2 separate regions of the Homo sapiens genome follow, and region 2 is linked to region 1. Evidence: read pairs that join two places in POLR2A ChIA-PET (ENCODE). Cell type or tissue: Panc1. All regions are shown on one strand. Each heading gives the region's core, and the rest is flanking DNA. Links, peaks and the distances in the headings are about the cores only. Region 1 has its middle 5.0 kb from the start of AAK1. Region 2 has its middle 92 kb from the start of TGFA.

The links. ChIA-PET counts read pairs that join two places held together with the same protein. Peaks named below come from ENCODE experiments on the same cell type or tissue, not always from the same donor. Only the 100,000 strongest peaks of a DNase experiment are listed, where the experiment ranks them.
Region 2: POLR2A ChIA-PET joins it to region 1 with 7 read pairs; 1 of 35 experiments calls an interaction of 5 or more read pairs at or near these places.

The regions. Positions count from the first base shown.
Region 1 is chr2:69,646,079-69,651,460 of GRCh38, forward strand. It overlaps a transcript of ANXA4 not described here. Among named protein-coding and RNA genes, the nearest start is that of AAK1, 5.0 kb to the left of the region's middle. In Panc1, for the core only: no CTCF peak of the experiment used is centred there; no DNase peak of the experiment used is centred there; H3K27ac peaks cover 2,873 bases.
Region 2 is chr2:70,642,898-70,648,279 of GRCh38, forward strand. No RefSeq gene overlaps it. Among named protein-coding and RNA genes, the nearest start is that of TGFA, 92 kb to the left of the region's middle. In Panc1, for the core only: CTCF peaks have their summits at 1,027 (motif pointing left), 1,235, 3,024 and 5,173 (motif pointing left); DNase peaks (open chromatin) are centred at 3,019 and 5,174.

The DNA.
Region 1 (5,382 bases), core at 119-5,118:
ACAAGCAGCATAGGACCAGGAGACAGGAAACCTCTTGCCACTTCATAGCTGGGATCCTAGACCACTTGTGTCACTGGGCTTATTATCTCAGCTATAAAACCAGAGCTCTTACAACTCTTAGTAATTTTTTAGTTCCTGAGTACAAAATAATGAACAGATCAGCCACTATAATCTCAAAACTATCACACTTTCTGTATAATTTGTCCCATGCTGCTTTGCATTCCTGTTCAACTTTTAATGTATATTGCTGTCTCAACCAAACACCTCAAAGCCAGAGAACCATCTTCTACTTATCTCCTTGGGCATCCAGTATAATAGTTTACATAGAGTGTGTTCTTAGCAGTACTTAAAGTAAATAATTTACTTTAAATGTGACACAAAACAGAGCTATCTGATTAAGGTGGAAAGATTGATTTGAAGTATCCTAGATGAATTTTGAACTAGGTGTGGAAGATGCTATGGGTAAATAGTCAAAGGGAGTGGGAAAAGAAAGTGCCATTTACTATTGTTACAATAGTGATCATATGACCGATGGAACAGACTCTTTGAGGCAATAAGATGCCAAATTATAAACAAGACCTAAGGCTGTGTCAGGCAAGGGTTAAGTCACACATCCCTACACTTGAAGAGTAAACCATCTTCTAACTGCCACAAGGTTTTTCTTTTTCTCTGGTAGCTAAATAGACACTGGCCTGGAGATAAGCAATATTGAATCAATTGTAGCTCACTGACCACTAGATGCTGACTAACTGTATCCCCCCAACCCCTGTTCCACAAACCATAACTATTTCTTTGATTGGACAAGAGACTGATTTCAGTAACATCCTAGTAAGAGACTACCAACCACAGACTGGTTCTGGCTGGTTTTCAGAGGCTGTGCACTGAGTGTCTTCATGTCCTTTGCTTCACCTAATTGTAATGCATTTAAATGTTAAATCTCCACCCCAAAGAGAACATAGGACATATGTAACATGCATGTTTGCTCACTATGCATGCATGTGCTGCCCCCCGCTTTGTGAATAATCAAAGCTCCTGTAACTTAAGTGTGTATTCTTAGCCAACTCATTTGGCATAAATTTGTGTTCCACTTTTTCCTCCCTCTAAATACCTGCTTTCAGTCTCTGCCAGAGTCTACACTTCCCAGCCTGTCAGGATCACCAGCCTGCAGGCTGCAACCCTTTATAAAAAGTAAAGCTCCCCTCTCCAAATTTATAAACCTTGGGATTCTTCAGTTAACACTATGTATCTTCCATATGCCAGTTATGGAATTTAAAAAATATATATATATTGTTTTATTGTTTTATTTTTATTTTATTTATTTATTTATTTATTTATTTATTTATTTTTTGAGACAGAGTCTCACTCTGTAGCTCAAGTTGTAGTGCAGTGGCGTGATCTCGTCTCACTGCAACCTCTGCCTCCCAGGCTCCAGCGATTCTTGTGCCTCAGCCTCCCGAGTAGCGGGGACTACAGGTGTGTGCCACCATGCCTGGCTAATTTTTTGTATTTTAGTAGAGACAGGGTTTCACCATGTTGCCCAGGGTGGTCTTGAACTCCTGAGCTCAGGCCATCCACCCACCTTGGCCTCCCAAAATGCTGGGATTACAGGCATGAGCCACCACGCCCAGCCACTTTTTAAAAAAAATAATTATATAAAAAATAGAGATGGGGTCTTGCTTTGTTGCCCAGGCTGACCTCAAACTCCTGGACTCAGGTGATCCTCCCACCTCAGCCTCCCAAAGTGCTGAGATTACAGATGTGAGCCACCGTGCCTGACTGATATTATTTTATTTAATCTTCATGGTTGCCTACAAAGTAGACAGTATTATCTATTTTATCAAAGAAAATACTGTTACACTATTATTCCCAATTTTATAGATGAACAATGAAGATTTTGTTAGTAGCAGATGAACATGTATGGTTTGTTAAGTTTGAAGGAAATGATTTGACCTGTGGTACACCTAAATCATGTTACCATAAACCCAGTGTGCTGTATCTTTGAGGAAATCAAAGGAAAGGGGACCACCATTAATTAAAATCCTTAACTGAGTCAAGCACTATGTTGGGTATTTAATCATACCATTTAACCCTCACAATACATCTATGAAGTGTGCATTACTTTTATTGGTGTGGAAACAGAGGCTGAGCAGGATTAGAGTCTGTCAACTATTTCTACAAAACATCTTAAAAAGGGCAGAGCCAAGACTGACCTCAAAACCCACATCATTTTCATTACACCATATGGGCTTTCTATGTTGCCGTCTTTTAGCGAAGTGGAACTTGTTAGAAATGCAAATTTTGGGGCCCCATCCAGACCTACTGAGTAAGAGGGAGGGGCAGAGGCAGCAGTTTCTGTTCACAAACCTTTCAGGTAATTCTAATACACATTCAAGTTTGAGAACCACTGTTTAGCAGAAGCGAACTTGTAAGAACCATGTCCTTTTTAAAAAAATGACAGTTCTTGCCCAGGCATGCTGGCTCATGCCCGTAATCCCAACACTTTGGGAGGCCGAGGCAGGTGGATCACTTGAGGTCAGGACTTCAAGACCAGCCTGGCCAACATGGTGAAACCCCGTCTCTATTAAAAATACAAAAATTAGCCGGGCATGGTGGCATGCACCTGTAATACCAGCTCGGGAGGCTGAGGCATGAGAATCACTTTAACCCAGGAGGCGGAGCTTGCAGTGAGCCGAGAGTGCACCACTGCACTCCATCTGGGGAGACAGAGTAAGACTCAGTCTCAAAAAAAAAAAAAAAAAAAAAAGACGTTTCTTGATTTTTTTAATTTTTAATTTTCTTTCTTTCTTTTCTTTTTTTTTTTTTTTGAGATGGAGTTTTGCTCTGTTACCCAGGCTGGAGTGCAATGGCACAATCTTGGCTCACCGCAACCTCCGCCTCCCAGGTTCAAGCGATTCTCCTGCCTCAGCCTTCCTGAGTAGCAGGGATTACAGGCATGTGCCACCACGCCTAGCTAATTTTGCATTTTTAGTAGAGATGGGGTTTCTCCATGTTGGTCAGGCTGGTCTCGAGCTCTCAACCTCAGGTGATCTGCCCACCTCAGCCTCCCAAAGTGCTGGGATTACAGGTGTGAGCCACCGCGCCCAGCCTAATTTTCTCTTTTAAACTGAGCCTTGTCTTCTTATTTTCCAGTTGATTTTGGTTTTGGATTTTGTTTAAGAAAGTAATTATGTGCTCATTGAAGAAAGTAGATAGAAGAAAATAAAAATCAGCTATAATTCTACCACTCAGCGATAATTGCTATTGACATTTTGATCAATTTCCTTTTAGCATGTTTCCATATATAAGTACCTTTTTTACTATATTAGATCACATTATATATTTATATTTTATTTTTTTCATTCCATAGTTTCCTATTTCATTGTATATTCTCTAAAAATATTCTTTTAGTAGTTGCTTAGTAATCAGTGCTTTACTGTCAAATGTTTTATTTTTAAATGTTACTTTTTATATGATTAGAATGAATATTCTCTTGTATTCTCTTGTGTGCTTCTTTGATTTTCTTTCTTTTTTTTTTTTTTTTTTTTTTTTTTAAGACAGTGTCTCGCCCTACCGCCCAGGCTGGAGTGCAGTGGCACAACCTCAGCTCACTGCAGCCTCGACCTCCTGGGCTCAAGCAATCCTCTCACCTTAGCCTTCTGAGTAGCTGGAACTACAGGCTCACACCACCACGTCTGGCTTTTTATTTTTTTATTTTTTTATTTTTGTAGAGACAGGGTTTCACCATGTTGCCGAGGCTGGTCTTGGACTCCTGAACTCAAGCAATCCACCCGCATCAGCCTCCCAAACTGCTGGGATTAAAGGTGTGAGCCACTGTGCCTGGCCTGATTTTTTTTTTTTTTTTTTTTTTTTTTTTTGAGACGGAGTCTCACTCTGTCTTCCATGCCGGAGTGTAATGGCACAATCTCGGCTGACTGCAGCCACCACCTCCCGGGTTCAAGAGATTCTCCCACCTCAGCCTCTTGAATAGCTGGGATTACAAGCACCCGCCATCATGCCCGGCTAATTTTTGTATTTTTTGTAGACACAGGGTTTCACCATGTTGGCCAGGCTGGTCTTGAACTCCTGACCTCAGGTGATCCACTCACCTCAGCCTCCCAAAGTGCTGGGATTACAGGCATGAGCCACCGTGCTTGGCCCCATGATTTTCTTTCTAAGGCTACGTTGTTATAAATGGAATAATTAGGTCAAAAGGTATGAATGTTTTTACAGCTAGAGAGCCAAAGTACCCTCCAGGAGATTGATATTGATTTGTTCTCCATTCACTGATCCAGTAAACAAATATTTATTAAGCACCATGTGCTAGACTTTAGAAAGTTTATTACAATAAACAAAATAGTTACACTCCTTGCCTTCAAGGAGCTTTTGGTGGTTTTTGTATCCTTTTTTTTTTCTTTGAGACAGGGTCTTGCTCTGTCACCCAGGCTGGAGTGCAGTGGCATGATCATAACCTGAGGCTTTCAAGGGATCCACCCACCTCAGCTTCCTGTATAACTGGTGCACAGCACCACAGCCAGCTAATTATTTCTTAATTTTTTGTAGAGACAGGGTGTTTCTATGTTGCCTAGTCTGATCTTGAACTCCTGGCCTCAAGCAATCCTCCTCCCTCGGCCTCCCAAAGGCTTGGGATTACAGGCATAGCCACTGTGCCCAGCTAGAGCTTTTGATCTTAAAAGAAGGCATTAAATCCTAAGTATTTCCATACCCTTGCCAGCACTGAGTTTGTGCAGTTTAAAAAGAAATCGATTTCATTTTGTTAGGTAGGAATGGTGTTTTTTGTTGTCATTGTTTAAATTAGTGAGGCTGAACAATTTTTCTTGTTCATTTATTTATTCATCAGTTGTTTATTAAGAATCTGTTATATACCAAAACAATGCTAGGCACTGGAAATATGATAAAGAAGATGGACATGTGTTTTCCTTCACAGAGTTTATAATGTAGTAATTATTGGTTGTGTATATTTCTTCATTTCTAAATTGTATCCTCTTCCATTTTTCCATTGGAGCATTTATTTTTAAGAATTGATTTGAGAGTGTTCCTTTATTCAATCAGTATGTAGTGAACTACCATGTACTAAACAATATGGTGCAAAACAAACAGATGAGGAAAAGAACAGGTGAGGATGTTAGCCAGGCATGGTTCCATGTGCCTAGAGTCCTACCCACTTGGGAGAATGAGGCGAGAGGATTGCTTCAGCCCAGGAACTTGAGGTTGCAGTAAACTATGATCACACCACTGCACTCCACCCTAGGGGACAGAGCAAGACGTATTTTTGTTTTCTTAGAGATTTTCATTACCTTGTCTAGTTTCTTTTGATTCTTACTTGCCTTACTGCCAGCTCTTCCTTTTTACCTCAATCTGTAT
Region 2 (5,382 bases), core at 261-5,260, 1.0 Mb after region 1:
CATTATTTGATGGTGGAAAAAAAATTAGGGGTGGGGAGGGGAAGTGTCTTTTCTCCTTTTGCTATTGGAAAGGAGATTGATTTTTGTAATGAACAATGATGCACTTCAAATTAATGCCATCAAGATTCCACAGCACCATAGCCTGATCCTTGCTCTAGTACCTGTGAATGACCAGCCAGGAGAGAAAGCCCTCCAGGGCCTTGTGCCCTCTGCACCAGGAAAGGCAGCCCCTCAGAGTGCCTGTGGTTTCAGAGCTTTCTCCCCCTAAGCAGGTTTGCTGGGCACCGGGCTGAGCACCATGGTTACACTGGGTGGAGGATGGTGAGATCCCCCCACTTCTGGTAGTGAGCCATGGGAGACCACACTTGCACTGAAGGGCCAGGTGAGGAGTAGGTGAGGCGGGCACAGGAACACAGGATGGTCAGGACACGGGATGGTGTCCTCAAGTCCAGCAGGTGAGCCTGGAGGCATAGTTAGGGCCAGATCCAAAAGGTATCCTTGCAAGTCGTGTTGAATGAGTGGCGTGCCCAGTGAGGAATGGGCAATCTTGAAGGATTTTTTTTTCTCTCTTTTTTTTTTTTGAGATAAGGTTTCACTCTGTTCCCCAGGCTGGAGTGCAGTGGCACGATCTTGGCTTACTGCAACCTTGACCTACCTGGCTCAAGCGGCCCTCCCACCACCTCAGCCTCCCAAGTAGCTGGGACTACAGGCATGCACCACCAAGCCCAGCTAATTTTTGTATTTTTTGTAGAAATCTGGTTTTGCCATGTTGGCCAGGCTGGTCTTGACCTCCTGGGTTCAAGTGATCTTCCTGCCTCCGAGTAGCTACTGCCTCCGAGTAGCTACAGGTGCAGGCCACCGCGCCTGGCTAACTAAAAAAAAAAAAAGAAAAAGAAAAAAAATTTTTTTTTAAGAGACAGGGTCTCGCTATGTGGTCCAGGCTAAATCTAGAAGGATTTGAGGCAAGAACGTAGAAGAATTTAGAAAACCTAGATGATTCCTGTGTGAGAAGAGCGCCCCCGGGAGGCCTCGTGGCAGGACAGCAAGGCTGGGAGGGTGCTGCCAATTCACCAAACATAAATGACTGGGCCTGAGCCAATTCCCTGAAGACAGAGATACGCGTTATTTTTAAGCTTTTTGTTCAACTTTCTGCAAAAGAAACCACTGTCTATTGAATATTCTATGTCGCTAGTGAGAATTTAAGACATAAAGCAAGATTTCCTCAAAAGATAGTCATTGTTTTGTGATTGGCTTCCAGGGCTGGAGTATAAACTTGAGGAGATGAAATCAAACATTCATCACAGGATTTCAACATCCTTTTCTTATTTCAAATTGTGGCTGCTTGTTGTTCTTCATTTAGGGACTCACTTGGTGGTTATAATAATATTGACAGCTGACACAGAGCTTCTTCCATGTCCTGCTGGGTTCTAGGAGCTTTATTTATTTATTTTAGACAGGGTCTTGCTCTGTACCCCAGGCTGGAGTGCAGTAGTGTGATCTTGGCTCACTGCAGACTTGACCTCCCAGGCTCAGGTCATCCTCCCACATCAGCCTCCTGAGTAGCTGGAACCACAGGTGCACGCCATCATGCCCAGCTAATTTTTTTTTTGTAGAGACGGGGTTTCACCATGTTGCCCAGGCTTTCTCAAATTCCTGGGCTCAAGCAATCCTCCCACTTTGGCCTCCCAAAATGCTGAGATTACAGGTCACCACGCCCAGCCTAGGAGCTTTAAACAGATCAAATTGTTTCATGTTTACAATAACCCAAAGAGCTGCGCATCACGATTGGTTTTTTTGTTTGTTTGTTTCGTTTTGTTTTGATTTTTTGAGGCAGAATCTCGCTGTGTCGCCCAGGCTGGAGTGCAGTGGTGTGATTTTGGCTCACTATAGCCTTCACCTCCCATGTTCAAGTGGTTCTCTTGCCTCAGCCTCCCGAGTAGGTGGGACTACAGGTGCCTGCCACCATGCCCAGCTAATTTTTGTATTTTTAGTAGAGACGGGGTTTTGCCATGTTGGCCAAGCTGGTCTCAAACTCCTGACCTCAGGTGATCCGCCTGCCTTGGTCTCTCAAAGTGCCGGGATTACAGCCTTGAGCCTCCCACAGGTGAGGGCATTAAATAATCACACAGCTAGCAGTGGCAGAGCTGGGACTTGAACCCAAGCAGCCTGGCTCCAGAGCCCCACTTACCTGCCTTCTCATGATATAACATGCCCAGGACAGGCCAGCACGTAGTGGTACCAAAATGCAGGCAGGTTCTTTACCCGGAAGCATATATGCAAGGTTTTGTGTCTGTGTTCATTCTCCTGGAGGGAGAGTCTAGCTCTTGACACCTTCTTGATCCCAGTGGGTTAAGAGCCTCCAACAGTAACATTCAGGAGCCCCGGGGTCTAGCACTGCCTCTATCACTAAGCAGCAGTGTGACGTTGGGCAAGCTGCTTCACCTCTGTGCTTCAGTCTCCTCATCTGTAGAATGGAGGAGGAGCAGTAAACTATGTGATCTCAACAACTTCTTCCAGCTCTAATGTTCTATAGCTCTGAATTAGTTCTATAAATGTCTGAGCCTCTACCCTGCATAAGCCAAGGTGCCTTGCTAGGTCCTGGAGTGACAAGGAGGAAGAAGAGCATCCTGCACCTCAGAGGAGCTTGCCTTCTCATCCAGGAAAACAGCCACTAGGTCTTGTCTCCCTCAAGGACAGCTGGGGGCTGAGAGAGGAGACAGCACCATGATGTTGGGATAGCGCCCTGGGGTGACAGGAGCCACGAAGCCTGTGAGCTGGGTTTTGGACTCAGTCACCCCCTGGGCATTAGGACAACTCTAGGTGCGTCTGGGGGAGGCCTCAAGAGGGAAGTGCTAGCTGTTCTGTCACTATGGCTGTGTGGAGCCCGAACAGTGAGTGGAAAGAAAGTAAGAGACATGATCCCATATGCCCCGCAAGCTGGCTCATGGGTTATGGGTGATATTTATAGACAATACAGCTAGGATAAAGCCTAGAGCAAAAGGCCAGGTCAGCAAATGCTGCTGCCTCTAGTGACAGTGATGAGAATTGTCGCACAGAGGCTGGGATTCGAGACCTATGGTATACTCTCAGGAGTGGCAGTGTTTGGGAGATGGCTAACAGATACGATGAAGGTGCCTCCCTAAATGCATTGAGGAAGTAGCCACCCAAAAGTGCAATCTGTGGCAAATAAGTTGTCATCCTGAGCCGGATCACCTCTGGGTGATCTGATAAAGTTAGTTTTCTAGCCCTACAAGGGAGAAAGCCAGAATGACAGTGACCCAACAACAGGCCAGCGCACTTCCTGCCTGTGTGTATCATGCTCCAGTGCCCAAGAATGGGAGGGAGAGCATTGCTACGGCTCACCATTAAGATTTTAACACCATGAGAGGGTTCCTGGTGTCACTGCATGTCAGTATCACCGTGAGGAAATTCTTGCAGCCTTTAGACCCCAGTGAAGGCAAAAGGAGGCTTTACTTTTTCCAGCCCTCGTTAACCTGACAAATCAACCAGCTGTCTTAGACAAATCTTGGCAAGCGTTTGTCTTGCCTTGTTTATAACAAAACATTTCCCACCCAAGCCTGTGGTCAGGTTTTGTTTTTTAATGAATGGGAATGAGGATATTGCACTGCCTTCTCAGGAACTTCACAGAGAGTCACTACTGTTTCCTGACCTCTCCTTGGGACTTCAGGAAGCGATACTGACCTTAGACCCCAATAAAAGGGGCTTGGGTCCTGTGCCTCAGAGGGCCCTGCCTGACCCTTTCTTTGGCCACGCCTTTCATGAGGGTGGAGTGAGCGGGGCCAAGGAGACACGCTCACCTGGTGCTACACTGTGCCCTGGTGATCTAGGACCCCAAATTCCCTGCCCAAACAGCTGCAGCCTACTTCTAGGGTCCACACAGGTTCTTCCCAGAGTTCATTTTCCCAGGGACTCACAGGGTGTCCAGAAAGCAGCCATTTGCCTGGGGGTATGGGTGAAGCCTGGGCATGCACTCTGGGTGTCCACATGTGTGCTCACAAGGCCACCTGTGTCACGGGATGGACACAGCATTGGGAACAGGAGGATAATGGTCCTCTCCTCACACTGCCATTTTCCTCTGGGGAGCTCCAGCAAGTCTGAACTCTACATTTGAACCTAGCTTTCTAGCTCATGACGAATTTGTAAAACTAGGAAGATAGAATATATTTAACTTAAAATGTTTAGCTTGATGTAAAACTCTTCGATGTCTAGAGTATTGAGCCTCCAATGATATGCAAACCCTGCACCGCCAAAGGTTCAGAGCAGTTGTGTTGGCCAGAAATGATCTTTGTTGTATGCTGAGATTGTACAAAGCAAAGACCCACCTCTAGAGAAGCACTCCTGTTCCTAACTCTGAAGTCAGGATATTTTGAACAGGTAAAACAATGTAAACTGAGATAATCAATTTTAAGTTTATTTTAGAATGATGCCAATGATGTGAGTGTGGCTGTGTGTGTGTGCATGCATATTTGGATGTGTGCGGTTGTGTGTCTATGTGTGTGTGTGTGCGTGCACATGTGTTTGTGTGTATGCATGCATTAATTTTAAAAATGGTAGAAACCAATGTCTAGAGGTCTGAATCAGTGGAAAATGTTATGGTGTCCCCACTGAAAAATTCAAAATTAAAATAATCTTAAATCATCAAAAATTATTCCCCTAGATTCTGATTTTTTTCCATATTGATTATTTCCCTGTTTTGCAGATGAGAAGACTGTGGCTTGGAGACGTTAAGTGACTTACCCAAGGGCACAGAGCTCATGAACCTGAATCAGGGTTCACGCCAAACAGTGTGGCTCTGGGGCCCCGGGCTCCTGTACACTATTCTGCATGATCTCTTGGCCTGGAGAACAGACCCAGGTGGACTGGGGCCATCACTCTGGATGCCCAAAAGATGAGGACTTCTTAGGAAGTTGAGCAGCGAGCACTAGATATTATTAATAGATGTCAATAGCTGCTCAGACATAGTAATCAAATGAATTCTAAGGTCTTGAATGTAAGGAGACTCACCACTTATCCTTCATCCCTTTGCTGGTGACAAGAAGAGACCAAGGTTTGTGATGGTACTGCTGGGGGCTGCCTGTCAGAAAAAGGAAGGCATCCTGCTTGGACCGGTTTCTGCAGAGGAAGGAAAGAAAGGAAACGTCGTCCCCTGGTGGGCATCGTTGGTAGCGGCAGTAGGCAGCCGACCAGCATTAGGTATGAGGAGGATGTTAAGGCAAGGAGGTTTCTCGAGTCCTGGTGAATTATCATGTTGTAACTATCCCATGGCCATTTAAAAGGAATGTGCATTCTGCTTAAAGGATATATATGCGTCTATTAAATCAAGATGCTTTTATTGTTACATTCTTCAAATCCTCTATATTC